3 separate regions of the Homo sapiens genome follow, and regions 2 and 3 are each linked to region 1. The links are chromatin loops, found by intact Hi-C in ENCODE. Cell type or tissue: endothelial cell of umbilical vein. All regions are shown on one strand.

What was found. A loop is a pair of places that touch in the nucleus more often than their neighbours do. Peaks named below come from ENCODE experiments on the same cell type or tissue, not always from the same donor. Only the 100,000 strongest peaks of a DNase experiment are listed, where the experiment ranks them.
Region 2: it touches region 1 in a loop (2.5-fold over the local background); 6 of 110 quality-filtered maps call a loop at or near these places.
Region 3: it touches region 1 in a loop (7-fold over the local background); 4 of 110 quality-filtered maps call a loop at or near these places.

What each region holds. Positions count from the first base shown.
Region 1 is chr2:36,559,551-36,564,550 of GRCh38, forward strand. The region is part of intron 5 of FEZ2 (fasciculation and elongation protein zeta 2); the gene reads right to left. Among named protein-coding and RNA genes, the nearest start is that of FEZ2, 36 kb to the right of the region's middle. RefSeq lists an enhancer at 1,528-2,727. In endothelial cell of umbilical vein, no CTCF peak of the experiment used is centred here; DNase peaks (open chromatin) are centred at 1,541, 2,161, 2,911, 3,691 and 1 weaker place; H3K27ac peaks cover 5,000 bases.
Region 2 is chr2:36,783,278-36,788,277 of GRCh38, forward strand. It overlaps VIT (vitrin), which reads left to right. Exons shown (of 16, transcript NM_053276.4): 11 at 63-125; 12 at 3,852-3,999. All of the region lies in intron 1 of LOC124905990 (a long non-coding RNA gene), which reads right to left. Among named protein-coding and RNA genes, the nearest start is that of VIT, 89 kb to the left of the region's middle. In endothelial cell of umbilical vein, a CTCF peak has its summit at 2,101 (motif pointing left); a DNase peak (open chromatin) is centred at 2,064; H3K27me3 peaks cover 866 bases.
Region 3 is chr2:36,483,542-36,488,541 of GRCh38, forward strand. All of the region lies in intron 7 of CRIM1 (cysteine rich transmembrane BMP regulator 1), which reads left to right. Among named protein-coding and RNA genes, the nearest start is that of FEZ2, 110 kb to the right of the region's middle. In endothelial cell of umbilical vein, no CTCF peak of the experiment used is centred here; DNase peaks (open chromatin) are centred at 2,170 and 3,170; H3K27ac peaks cover 5,000 bases.

The DNA.
Region 1 (5,000 bases):
CTCTGAGACACGTTAAGTGTCCCACCGTCTTTTTGACGTAGACTTCTTGCAGGTGATGCCCAATTGTATAATCGAATGTTTCTTTGTAAAGAACAACAACAACAAAAGGCCAGAAATGATGTCCTCCTGGCTTCACTCTGCATGTGTGAGGCAACCTGGAGAGGCACCAGGCGGCTGCACCCTGGCCCGCTCTCTGGCTACCTGGCTGCATCTTCAGGCCTCCCTGCTCCACTGACAGTCTGGAAGATTCCTTGTCTTCTTTTGAGGTTGAGAGAGGTGAGAGGCAACGGAATGAAAACAAAAACTCAAACATCCCTTCATGGAGCTCATTGATGAGCTGCAAATGTCAGTGTGAGGCTTCCCTCTTTAATAGGAATGATCTCCCTTCCGGAGAAACACTTAACTACCTGCAGTAAAAACTCCAGGCATTTGATCTAGGCGTTCTTTTGCTAAACTTCCTACAAGCTACATTTTGTACACCTTCTTAATCTGCACAGAAGAGCTAACTTAAAGACTTTTCTTTTTCAAGGTGAAAATTTCATATAGTGAAAGGTAATTTTAAGCATACCCATTAATGTGAATGTTTCCCATGTTCATGATATTCCTTCAATCATTATACAAAAATGTGAATAAAAAGCAAATTGCTAGATACTTGATTATATATTCATATCTGTGTATAATTTTGTATAAATAATGTCGCATGCCTCGTTTGGCAGACAACTGAGTTGGCTGACTATGCAATACACCTTAAAAACACATGAATTTCATTTAAAGGAGGTAAGATACACTCTATACATATTTTTGACCTAGAACTCTAGTCTCAAACATACCGACATCTGGCCTTCTTCCCCCAAAAATGACATCTTGCGACTTAGACTTTTAGAATTAGAGTCACATATTTTAGTTTAGTTATTTTCACAAGCAGATTTTCTACACATGCAATACATTATGTTAAAATGTTAATATTTGTTTAAAACTAAGAGTGAAAAATGGAGCTATAAAACACGTCTTAAGAATGCATTTAATCTATTGTCGAATTTGAAAAATGCTTTTTCCTCAAAGGGAAATTCTGTTCATTATCAAGACTATAAATATAATGAACTTTTATAATAAACTTTTATTTCTCTCGTTAAGCAATGGTCTTAGTAAATTAGTAAACTACCAGCTTTCAGGATCTTCACTTACACAGAAAATGAAAAAGCAGAGAATGAGGAAAATAAGGATAACCGAGCACCTGTTTCTCTCCACCTGAATTTCCAAAGGTGTGGCGGAGGCCATTCTGAATGACATTTGAGATCCCTTCCATGCTGAAGCGCTAAAGGCGGCAATATACGGCCCAGAAGAAAAGGACAGAGAAAGAAGTTCAAAGTCTATTAGTAAGAATGTACCATGATGACTTATGTGCCCAAGAGGCAAGCAGTTAGAAAATGCCACTACTCATCCAGATAAAGCACATAAACCCATGCTCTTTTTAAAATGCTGTTGCTTCCATTTCTTTGCAAGTTAAATGCAAAAGCAACTGTTTTTATGCTACTATATTCATGCAGGCATTTTTCTGATGTAGCTAATTGTTCCAATGTAAATGTTGTAAGTTGTACACATATTTGTTCTATACAAAATTTACTGTGTAATTTTTAAGATACTTTTTGATATTATTTACCTACATTTTATCAGAAGTCTGAAAACTTAAGATGAACAGTATGCGTATTTTCAGCCTAAGTTTGTATAATTCTACCATCAGTTTGGAGAACATTAACATAACATTTAGCAAATGAAAATGCTGTTACTTGGAGAGCTGATTATTGCTTCCCACTCACTCTTCGGGCCACCTGCCACTGCCTTGGTGCAGAAATGCGAACTAGAAGATGGCATACGCTTCCTGGAGAGCAGAGTGGATCCCATGTGCCAGCCAGGCCCCCAAAAACTTCTCCAAAGACTTTTCCACTCCGTTTCTAGGAAACAATTCTACTTTCTTTCTCCCAGCAACCTCCAAGACTTCCTAGAATTCTTTGTACTGAAAAGGGAGTATTTTTTTCCTAAACAACTTATCTTGATTTGTAACCAGTCTACAATGTCATCAAGCATAGTAAAAAGCGTCTGGTGGCACCTCTATGGCGGCTGAGTCAAAGGAGTGAGATGGATTCTTACAGCATGACTAATTAAGGGGAAAGGCTTCGTGAAAAGGAAGTGAAGGCCTGACTCACTTGATGGTTCCTTCCCCTGGAATTTTATAGAGGAAATTTAAATCAGTAAACACATTTGAGGAGTCAACATAAAGAATATTTTACCAGGCCCCAAGGGGCAGAAGAAAGGAAACCAAGGGAATGGTCATCAAGAAATACATATAGTTTCATCCAGTGGTTCTCAAAGTGTAGTCCAGGGACCCCCTCCCACCCAACTCCTGCCAAGAGGTCCCTGAAATCCTCTCAGGAGTTCAGGAGTTCAAAAATGTTTTCTTAATACTACTAAAATATAAGTTGTCTTTTTTACTCTCATTCTCTCATGACTTACAGTGAAATATTCCAAATGACAGACTGAATGCAGAAGCACATTTGTGAATCTAGCTGTCTTTAATCAAGCCAGATGTTAATGAGATTGACAAAAATGCACAGCAATGATATTTTTTCATGATTTTGTAAAATATTATTTTTCATAAATATATGCTCTTTATAATGAATTTATTTTTGGTATTTTTCATGAATTTATATTTTTAATTTTATCACTTTTAATTTGTAACATGGCTAATATTAAGTTTCTTGGGGTCCTTGATAAATTTTAAGAGCGTAAAGAAGTCTTGATAACAAAAAGCTAAGAAATGCCAACAGGCTGAATCACTGAGGGAGCTATGTGCTTCTGTATCAGTCATGTAACTCTATGGAGTTACTGAAAATCTGAGTTCCAAATTTTACTACCTTACAGGAGACTGTACAAATATGCCTCTCCTCCTAAACCATCCAACTTCCCTACCTAGCCTTTCCCAGATTTGCAAGCCAGTTTTGCTTCAGCAAGAATCAAATGTCTAGTCAAGATACTTTGCTGACTACTCTTCACTTCACTGAAAGCATAACTATTAGCTTTGATGGAGGAGGCTAGTTATAAAACAAAAACCTACAGAAAACTATTTCTGTAAATTTTTCCAATGCTATCATAATTCATTCATATTTTTTAAGCAGATTATCAAATGAGATAACATCTTAGGCTTCAGAGTATATAATAACAATTATGAGAAACTATTCTCAAATAACCAAGTCAGTTTATTTTTTAAATTATTTTCATAAAATATATTTTCTTTCAAATGTGACAAAGAGAAGAGTACTTGTTTTTAAGTACTTAGTCTATATTACCTGGCTCCATTATCTATGAGCATGTTTAAGCTAGATACAAATTCATAAAATCTAAAGCTAGATAAAAAGTTTCAGAATCCACCTATCAGGAAACTAAGACACACTTTCTATTTGGAAAGCACATTCCAAAAACACTAGCTTTGTTTTCGCAATCAGAAAGCCAATTCCTGTCACTAGAAAAAACAAAAGTTGATGCAGTTTCAATTTCGTAACATGCAGATGTAATTTAGGTTTTCTTTATTAAATGTGTGGTTGCAGACATTACTGAGCCATCTCAACTACTGACAGCCTGACTACTTGTGAAAGATGGCTTTTGTGCCACCAGAATTTTAGGCTTAGGGGAAATTAGTGAAAATGCAACCCCATGGGAAGCCAAGGTAACCTGGAAAAACAAAACTAACAGCTGATGCCAGTGAAAGAAGGTAAAGTAAGGAATGCAGCAGAACCTCTGTCCTTGCTGCTGATGGCTGCTGAGTCAGTGGCTGCAGCTGACAAGACCCTACTGTCCCCAGCTCTTTCACTGGCAATGAACCAGGGAAGCAATGTGCAGCATGTACAGTTCAATCGCCTCTTGATCCATTGGAAAATTACAGAACAAGGAAATCAGAAGGTTCTACAGGAAAAAAAAGAAAAAAAAAAAAAACTAAAATCTACGTCTGAGAACGTGCTCCTATCAAACGCTTCAGTTGCAATCAACTCCTACCTCCCCAGAAGTCAGGCAGCATCAATATTCTCCCTCCACTGCATTTCCAAACTCTCCCTCTCTACTAGCTCCTTCCTGACAGCATCCCGAAATTCTCAAACCCTCAACCTCTTTCCTTTCCCAAGGTTTTCCTGAAACAGCTCTTCCCAACATCATTTATTTGATCTGGAAGACCACGGCCACTTTTCAGATCTCTGAGACATCCAGGAATCCCTCCTCCCTGAACCGCTTCCTTGGATTCAGAGACACCACACTCTCCCAGATTTCCCTCACCCCAACCCTCCTGCTCTCTAGTTGCTTCTTCTAAGAGGGGCCACTTTCTTCACTCATCCCTTAAATGCCAGTGTTCCCTAGGATCTTGTGCCTCTTTCTTGACTCACCTCTCAGATGCTGCTGTGCCTCTGGATTCTGTCCCTATTTAATTATCATGCACCCCCTCTGGGTATTACCAATCAATAGCTTCATCTTCTGCTTCCATAAATTGATAGCTCCACTTTACTAAGATCAGTAAAGTGCTAAGAACAGAGACTGGCACATGGCAAAGCTCAGTACATGTTAGCTATCTTTACTGTAATTTCCCTGAGCTTCACTCTGCATGTTTAATGGCCAATTGGACATCTGTACCTATTGTATGTTTAATGGCCTATTGACAAGCCTATGTTCCTGTCTATATTTAATATCAATATTTCTAAAACTCATATCCAAAACTGAATTCAATGTCCTCTTCCCCACCAAAACACAAACAAAAAAATTTAAAAACCGGTTCCTCCTTCAGCATTTTATTCTCCTCGTTCATTCATTTCCTCTTTCTTTCAAAAAACATCCTGAGCCAGATACCATTCCAGGTATTAGAGATTCAGAGTGAACACATCAGCCAAGGCCCCTCCCACCCTCCTGACCTTACATTCCAGCATAAGGGGGCACAAAAAGCACAACACGTAAATGAAGCGAAT
Region 2 (5,000 bases), 220 kb after region 1:
TGGGGTAAGGCCAGCTGCTTCCTTTCCTTGTAAGTCACCAAAAGTTTTACTGCTCTTTCCAGGACTTGTTCCAAAAGAAGAATTGAGCACACAGTCTTTGGAGCCAGTATCCCTGGGAGATCCAAGTAAGTTAATTGACAACTAGAAACCCACGGTGTCTTTGACATCTGAACTGCTCTCTCCTCTCTTCCCACTCACTCCCACTCAAACCTGCCTCTCTCCTACCGTGGATCTATTTATCTCCTCTCTTCTGACACCTTGTTCTAAGGGGAAAGGGAAGCTTTTGAAGGATATAAACTGTCTATGTGCATGAGGGGGAGAGGATCAAAATGTTTTAACATCACTATGGCAACAGGGTGAAGAATGGGATGGAACGGAAAGACAAGGAAGGATGAAAGGAGGAGACGGGCAGGTTAGCAGGGGCAATGGTCTACTGCAAATGATGGTGGCCAGAACTCGGAGTTGGAAGTGGAAATGAAGATAAATGGGCATATTCAAGAGATACAGAGAAGGGAGAATCTATAAGATGGAAGGTGGAGGTTCGAGAGAGGGAGAAGTTAAAGATGAGTTGAGCGACTAGGTAAATGGTACTACAATGAGGAACACTGGGGATGAAGCAGGTTTATGTCTATCATTTTCTTCGAGACATTTGATCTGGTAGAGAGAAGACTACCCAGGTCTGACATTCAGAAGGAACAGCCCAATCAGAAATTTAGAGTTGTAAGACAATGAGCTATGGTTCGAAACCGAGGCTATGAGAACAGAAAATGTGACTTAGGGAGACACAGTAAAGTAAGAAGATACAGAAGACTTAAGCCTGGAGAACAACACTAGGTGGAGGAGAAACCACCTGAGGATATCAGAAAGGAAGAACCAGAGAAAAACAAGGAAAATGAGAAAGACATAGTAGTAGCCTGCAAGGTATGGAAAGAAAGCACCTGCATATTCCGCTAGAAAGTCACTACTAGTCAGCCACCAATGGACAGTGAGGCTCAACCTTGCTGCATATGAGAATCACCTGAAGACATTATTAAAGATGCCCATCTTCCTGCCTCATACCTACTGTATCAGGTTCTCCCTAGACCTTGCTACCCAAAGTGTGGTCTGGAGACCAGCAGAATCAGCATCAGCATCACCAGGGAGCTTGTTAGAAACACAGACCTGCTGGTTCTACAGTGATTGATTCCTTTGCACATTTACCCTTGAGAAGCACTTTACAGAGTGAATCCCAGGAGTCTTCATTTGTTGAAGCTGCATTAGCAACCCTGATATGTACATGACTGTGGTATGTATCCAGAGTTAAGAAACACTGGCCTGATGTATTGGACAACACAAAGCATTAGTCTATAAAATGGTACCATGTTGAAGGAAACTACAGCAATTAAATACATTGATAGAGTGATTCCCATAGATACTATATCTTACTTTCTCTTCCTTGACTTTCAACCTCTGATCTCTTCTTTAGCCATAATAAATTGCTCACACTGAACATTGTATAACCCAATTCTACCTGTTAGCACTGATGCTGGCATCTTCAGATCAGAATGTTTTCACCTCTATATAAGAAAGTCATGGGTCTCAGTCAAAACATGCCCTGAGCTGGAACCATTGTCATTTAAAAGAGGAGCAAAAGTAACCGTGGTATCAGCCATCAGGCCAGTGAGTAAAGAGAATTAAGCAAATAGAGAAACAGCTCACCTTCTTAAGACCTAACTATAAGATGAATACGTTAATCCTGAAAACAATTCCAGATGTAAGAAATAAGGAGAAAAACTGCCTGTGAGGAATCAAAATAGATGCTACAATATCCATGTACTTTATTCATGTAAAAAGAAAATCCCCTCTGGCCCTTACTCTAATTAACACTTGTTCCCAAAAATACTTTATTCCAAAAGGTATATTGAACTAATCTGCTGACATCTGGAAGGGAAACTCCACCTCAGGATTACTTCTCCAACTTTACTGTGCACAGGAATCACCTGGGGATCTTGTTAAAATGCACGTCTGTCTCTATAGGTTTGGGTGGAGCCTGAGAGTCTAGCAAACTGTAGGTGCTAGTAGGCGGCAAACCCTGAAGAACTCCACTGCCACCTGCTGGCAACAATTCACACTGCAAGCCCCGCCAGAAAAAAAAAATGAGTTGGCCTTGCTTGGGAATCCACAACATGATAAGCTGCATATGAGAATCACATGCTGCTTCTCCTTTCCTTTACCCCAGGTTTTAGTGGCATTTTTCAACTCTGCTTCTGGACTTTATTTGCCTCTTTCATTCTTCATCTCAAGATCATGCTTGGGTATAGGCAGTTTGGGGACAGCAAAGGACAAGGGAAGCCAGTTGAAAAGGATGAATTGGTAGGCACTGAACGCCCAGGCAGACAGGAGGTAAAAGCTTTTCTTTTGAGATTTGCTACTGAGCCAAGGTACAAACAGGTGCCCTGATTCTAGATGGAGTGAAGTCAGCCAGTGCCAGACGGGTCCCTCTCATCTCCTACTTCCCTGGTTTTGATTGCCATGCAACACTGCAAGATAATAAAACACATTCTCAGGTATAACTTTTCTCCTAATCACAGTTCTGCAGTAGCACTCAGCAATAAATATTTCTCATCAATTCTTCTGCTCAAAACTTTGTCAACTCATGTTCATTTATTGCTTTCATCTTTAAAACAATTTTTTAAAACCAGCAACAACCCTCTCCACCTACAGAGCTTCTCCTCCTGAAGAATGGGAAGACTCCAGCTCTGTGGCAACAATGCACCGTGGAGAACATGGGTGGTTGTGTGCAGATTAGAGAGGTGCAGGTCCGTCTGGCCGCTGCTCCCCACCCACAATGGGCAGTGCCCCAGTGTCCTCTCGGATACACCAGCCTAGAAATTTCCAACTTTACTCACTCTTTTTTTTTTTTCCTATATGGAGCTCTGTTTTGAAACATTTTTGTCTTCTAAATTGCAACTGTTAAATAATTTATTTTTCACTTTTTACTAATCAAAGGGATCTATAGCTCCCAATAAGAACCTCTGATCAGCACTGAATAGTCAGTTTTATACTGAGATGATATCATTCCTGTCTACCGCAAAGGAAACACTAATTTCCATTAGCCTGTGTGGCTTTTCACTAGTTCCTTTTGATGTTTGAAAGGGTGAAAAGAGCTTGCAGCCCATCCATCCCTTTACCTCTCTTATAACCTTCATATATCCACAGAGATCCAGAGATCCTAAGGCAGAATAACTATCCTGGTCCTCATCACAACTAAAAGAAAGAAAGAAAAAAAATCTCGGATAGCTACGAACAAGGGCTGACATCCTATACATATATGTAGATAATTTCTTTGGTTCCCTCGCCCAGGGAAATGAAGGAGAAGATTGATATCAATTTCTTATTCTATAATTCCTGCCCTCCCTCAGTGCTGGCCTTGCAGATCTCTCACACCTTATAAAAATCCAACACTGGTTTCTAAAAAGTTAGGATGAGAGCAAAAAGCCACACGCTCTTGCGACTCAGTCTTGATGAATTCTCACAACGGGGAGTCTGCACTTACAAGATCTTAGCCTAGGAAACCATTGACAGCCTTCCCTAGCTTGGCTAGGACGTCGCTGCTTCTGAAACCCATAATTGTGGCAGATACATAGAGTTTTAAACAGTTATGGAAATAAGGACTAGCCTAAGTGTCCAAGACCCTGGTGCTCAGGGAAACCCCTGTGGGATGTAAATAAATATACCCTGCATCTTCCTACCTCTTTTTCCCTTTCTTTTCATTTCTCAGGGGGCTCTGATGGAGAAAGAGGAACAAGAGGATGCCCAGGTAAATGCAGTGAGAGATCATGAGAATAATAGAGTCTTTTTCCGTTCCGCAGACTGCAAAATTGACTTGTCGTTTTTAATTGATGGGAGCACCAGCATTGGCAAACGGCGATTCCGAATCCAGAAGCAGCTCCTGGCTGATGTTGCCCAAGCTCTTGACATTGGCCCTGCCGGTCCACTGATGGGTGTTGTCCAGTATGGGTAAGTGCAGTTAATGTTCTGAATCCAGAAAGGAAGTCATGCCATGTGCTTAATTTTATGCCACGTGCTTAATTTTATGCCACAAATATTACCAACATGTCCTTGAGCACAGATTTGTTCTCTTCCCTAATGCAAATGTAAATGAAAAAACTGAAGGAATCCAGATGCCTTTAAGAAATCTGAGACTTCCTGAAGGAAGGGACAGATTAAAAAACACTTGTAAGTAGATGGCATTTGCACTCAAGAATATTTATTTGTCTGGAAAACAGGAGAGATGCGTGTGAGTGTTAACTTAGCCAATAACCAGCTCTGTGGCCTTGGGCTAGGCCTTCGCCTCTCTGATTGTCAGTTTCCTCATCTGTAGATCATGAAGGTTGGATCTGCTTTCAACCCTATTACAGCATTTGTTTGAGGGACTCCACCCTGTGCTACAACCTATCCACCTATAGGTTAGACGCCTAGAGAACATGGTGCTTTAGGTTGTATCTTCTCTTTTCTCCAAATAACCTTAGGCCCCTGCACTGGTACTGGAAAAACTCACCAGGCAATGGAGAAGAATGGGTGGGAAGAGAGACGGCCCCCATCAGTCAGCTGAGCACCTAGATGACTTTCGCCAACCTGCTCTATTATTATACTTAGGATAGAAATGGAGGGCTCGTGTTGACATCCAGTCTCAATCTTTCATTTGGCGGTAATAAATCACTCTTATTTCAGATATGAATAGGTTTCTCACTGAAACAGATACATAGATATTGATAATAAACAATCAAAAGAACAAGCGTGCATAATCTTAAATTTATACACACATCTTAAATAGGTAGCCTTTTGACCAAGAATCATTGAGGGCAGGATGGGTATCATGCCTTCTACAAAGGACCAGTGGGTGTGGAAGGGGTGACGGAAGTGGAAACCATCATAACCTTTGGTGCCTATTGCTTAGAAGTGCGGTCACAGCTTACTCACCCTCCTGAAAAGAAAAACTATCCATACCTGACAACACC
Region 3 (5,000 bases), 76 kb before region 1:
CTCATAAGTGACAGCACAGTGTGTCCCCAGGACCAGACCCTGGACCCTGAATGGACAGTGCCTCTGCGCTGCAGTGCATTATACCCTGAAAGAGGCTCCATCCCCCTGTAAAGAAAGAATTTGGCATATTCTTTTGAATCCCTAAAACAACATGTGATGTGTAAGTAGATGCTCAAAATTTTTAAATGAGTAAATAATAAGTGAGGACAGTGAGGAGGAAAGAAAGACTGGAGCAGGAAGTCCCAACCAGACCCTTCATACAGATCTTCTTTTTAGTTGAGTGAGGGAGCAGACCCTGATACAGGGTTACCTTAACCAGAGCGTCAAAAGCTGATGGCCATTGGGACCCCTGATCTACTAGTTGAAGGAAGAATAATGTCAGCATGCTTATCACTGAAAACACATTTTGAGAACATAAGTAAGAGTGTTATGGAAGTGTGTGACATGAGGTGGGCCTACATGTCTACAGGCCAGTTGGACCAGTTTCCTGCATTGACGGTTCACCCTTCTGATGGGCACTCAGCTCTGGGCTCCATCCCTGTGTCAGCCTCATGGGCCTTCCAAGACTGATGTGTATTCTGTGGTTTATTCTGTCCCAGTTCAGCCCCTGAAGTCCAGAATCACAGAGTTTAACTGGGGCTTCCCAGACCCTCTAAGGCTAATGCTTGCTGCCACGTTAATGTACTGTTTTTAAGACGCCTTGTGCATGGTGTAGGTGCCACTGCATTTCAGTTACTTACACGGGCAAGGATTTTTTTTACATTGTCATTAGATATTGAGAATTATTTGCTGATTTTTTTTTTCAATAATAGCAAGTATAAATGCTGCCAAAGCTGATTCTTAATGTCAGAGGGATCCTGAGGAGAGGTTGCCATTTCCATTAGAAATCTATTTTGTGATTGAAGGTAAGATAAGGTATCGGGGAGGGAAGTTTTGGCTACATGACATCTATAACATCCCCGTGATTACTCAATAAGAAAAATTCAAGAGATGTGGACAGGTGTGTGGCCAGCTTAGCTGTGACACCTGATGCAAGAGATTAGAGCTTCCTGGGGACTTTGAAGTCTTGATGTCAGACCTGATCTGCCTTCTCATCTTGGGCTGCGGCTGGACCCTGCCCAGGTGGCCACTGTGATCTGAGTGTTCTTCAGGCCTCCTTAGGTGCACCATCTCCTGCACGGAGGAGCTGATGATTTTGATGACCTTAGGGATTTTGAAGCCAACACCAGAGTATCACTTTTCAAGAACTAGGAACAACTTAGGTAATATTTTAAAAGGTAGCATTCAGAATTATACTCAGGTTGCCAGTAAAAAAATTCCGTGCTAGCGGTTGGGCAAATGGGTAGTTTCCCCTCTACTATTTCTGTCTGTCTGAAAACAAAGCAAAATCCATGTTCTATCTCTAACAGGAAGTCAAAGAGTTATTTGTAGATTGTTAAAGCTGGATGAGAGGTATATCAGAGTCCATAGTATTCAGTATTTTTTAAGTTTTCTTCTTAATAAAAAGTTAAAATTGCTATTTGCAGACATATTATCAGATACCCAGCTGAGTTTCAGGCCTAATAATTCTGCTAACCTGGACTTAACTCTTGAAGTAGAGGATAGAGGAATAAGAGATTCACTGTGCATGGATTCCTTCTAATTCTGGGTTTAGGATGGAATGTGGTTGAACCAAAAAATCCACTATCTTTCTTCCTGCCACCTGGCTTTCTTGGATCTCTTACTTAGGGAATCCTGGTCCTACTTGGGACAGTGTTGAAGACTGGATGTCAGGCACGTCTTGACCTATGTGGATTTAGTAAGCCACTTCAGTCTCAGCTCACCCAATACTGTAAGTTGTGCTCCTCTAAAAGGCTGGAGTTCTGTGAGCTGTCAAATATATTGTCGTCTTCTTCATCAATCCCAAATTTATGGAAGCACTATATTCTCTCCCTGAAGGCTGATGATATAGCTTGAATCAAGCTGCCCTTCTAATGAGATTTCCACTGGGCTGCCAGAAAAGTCTGTACCAGGCACATATCTGGGTGGGAATTCTTTGAAACAAGAAAAAATGTTTCCAGCCCTGCCCATAATGCTTCCTCACTGAACAGTATCTCAAATGATTAAGCTACTGCTTTTGTGGCACGGAGTCAAACATAGTTTGGCTGACCCCAAGAGGCAGTGAAGTCAAAGATGCCATAGGGTCACATGTTATTAACATTCTGGTACATAACAGGGATCAAAACTCAGTTTATGGGTGGTATTGCTTCAGTGCCATATACGATGCTATTATTAGTAAGCCAAGAATAATAAAATATTCGTAATAGCCTAAAGACTGTTAGGCATGTGTTTTATCCTTTAACTCTAAACGTCCTGGAAACTAGTTCCATAAATGGAAATTAAAATATAACACAGTCTATTTTTTGCTTGTCCAAATAAGGTCATATGTTGGGTAACAAATGCGTAGCAAATGACTGTTTCTTAACCTAGGTCTTTAACATAAACATCAGAAATTTTTCAATGTTGAATATTGTCATATTTTGATTTTTCTCTGATCATTTAAAATGTCTTTACATATTTGCAATAAAACTAGAATATAGGTAAAGTAAATGCAAAAGACACTCACATCCAGCCTTAATATATCACTTTCAAGATTTTGTGATTTTTCACAGCTATATAGAAATATGTACATTATATGAGTGGCTTTCTTTACATGTTAGATCCACCACTTACATTAATAGTTAAACAAGTGTAGAAATAAATGTTGTAGAAGTAGTTTAATAGAGAAGAAATGTTTATTCTTACTTATACCTAGGAGTTCTGCTGCTGGTTCTCCAAGTCCAGCATGTCTTTGCTTGTGTCGGTAATGCCTTGCTCTTTGTACTTGATTTTGAGTAAGACTGTCATACTGAACCAAGTTTTACGAGTAAAAATGAAGATTGGTCTTATACTCTTAATTTGCTAGATGACCAAACTGATCAATGCCTTAAATGTTCAGAATTGTTGAGAGCTAATTCTGAAACACATGATTAGAAATTCCTCTGCCCCTGAGTTTACAGAGCTCAGCTGTTAAGTATTTCCCTGTTGAAGTGGCGTGCAAGGGGGTGGGTTGCTCTTTATTTCCTCTGCTGTCTACTTCCCATACCTAAAAGGGTATTATTGCTGGGAGTCTCATAATTTTCCTACTAAGACAATAATTGCATCTAATAGATCAGACTTGGGCCTGCTAATTTTCATCTAATCAACAGAGGCAGGAAAACATAGTCTGGAATGCTAACTATGTGAATGAAAAATATTTAGTCATTCTTGAAATGATAGGAATGTTTTTCCAACAAGCTTAAATAAACACAATCTCTTTTGAGACTGTGCTAAACTTTTTTTGGATGAGACAACTCTTAGGCAACCAAACAGAAGTTAATGAAGGTTATTAAGAGACATGCCCTTCAGAAAAGGCCTGCAGACTTTAAAAAGAAAAGATTCCATCTTCTTTATGCTGCAACCATTGATAAATAGCAGAATTGGTTTACTTTTTAGCTTTTGTCTACCCAGTAGAATTTAACATTTTAATTAGTAATCATACTGCCCAATGTTCAACAGATACCATTTTACCTAACATGGCTATATGAGACCATCTTATTTTAAAATCCTCATCTTCATCTCCTACTGTTTGCCTCAGTTCCAAGGAATTCATTGGACTCAACACTCCTGTATTTATAGCACCTGATTACACTTTTCCTATGAAGCATGTTTGTTTATTCCCACCAACACAAGGTCCCGCCAGATAATAAAATTATTTTTAAACATACTAAAATGTACATATTCAAGTGAAGTGTTTTTCCTTTCACAAGTTATATGGGAAAAATGTATACTTACTCCAGGGATACAGTCATTCAGAATATTTTTGGTGCCTCTCTTTTGAAACTGACTTTAGAGATCATAGCACATCCTTTTGAATATCCTTAGCTTTGTAAACCCTTGACTTTGAAGGTTTATTAGACTCTAGGAAATAGCCAAAGTCATTTATGTTGAAGTCTGGTTTAAAAAAAAAAAAAAGGTGGCCGATCTAGCTGAGTAAAACTGTTTAGAGGAAGCAAAAAGTGACAGTAAAATAAAGGCACTTTGTCTTCTATGACATAGTAATTTGCTCTGAAAGCAACTATGAAGAGGTTTCAAACAGAATTTTAACATGAACAGCATTTTGGCATAAGAATATAGCCTCTAAAAGTGAGTACTTTTATCAATAACACTTATTTGTAAGTATAACTCCTGGTGTGTTTATAAAAAAAATCAATTCACCTACTACATAGTATTTTTATGACTTCTAGGGATTAGAGGCATGTATTTAAATGGTCATATACTGTATTACAACGTTTTTCTGAAATTGCAGGTGTTCTATTCCAACATTTTTTTCAAATACATTAGACTAAAATAATTTGCCTACAGAAACAGGTCAAAATAGGTTGCGATTCTAATATAATTTATTTTTAGTATTTTAGTTATCCAATTCCACTTCTAGTTATACCATACTGTTTCCTGGTATAGTCTTAAGTATATCCTATAAAAACAGAATGATTTCACATTGCTTAATATATGAGGGTTAGCACTGAAGATAGTGAAAAATCCAGTGAGTCACTGTTAAACCCCCATTAGAACTTTTCTGTGTTGTATCTATCTGATTATTGAAGATACAGTGTCACACAAGCATATAAACCATCTGTTGCAATACTATTTTAAAATCGTAGGACAGGTTCAAAGAGGGGAAATGTCCATTAAAGAACGCCTCTTGCGCATGTGTGGGTCTCCCCATCACAGGTGGCTGATGAGGTGGCAGGAGCAGCATCATACCCACCTATCAGCCTCTTAATTTGAGAGCCCCAAATACTCCCCTGCATGAGCTCCCAGAATGCAGATTGGGAAATCTGTTGCCAGGGGACTCAGCAAAGCCAGATCTTGGTCCAGGGGTCATACCATCAGTTTAATCTAAATTTGATGTGCTTTGAGCAATACGGGACATGTAACAT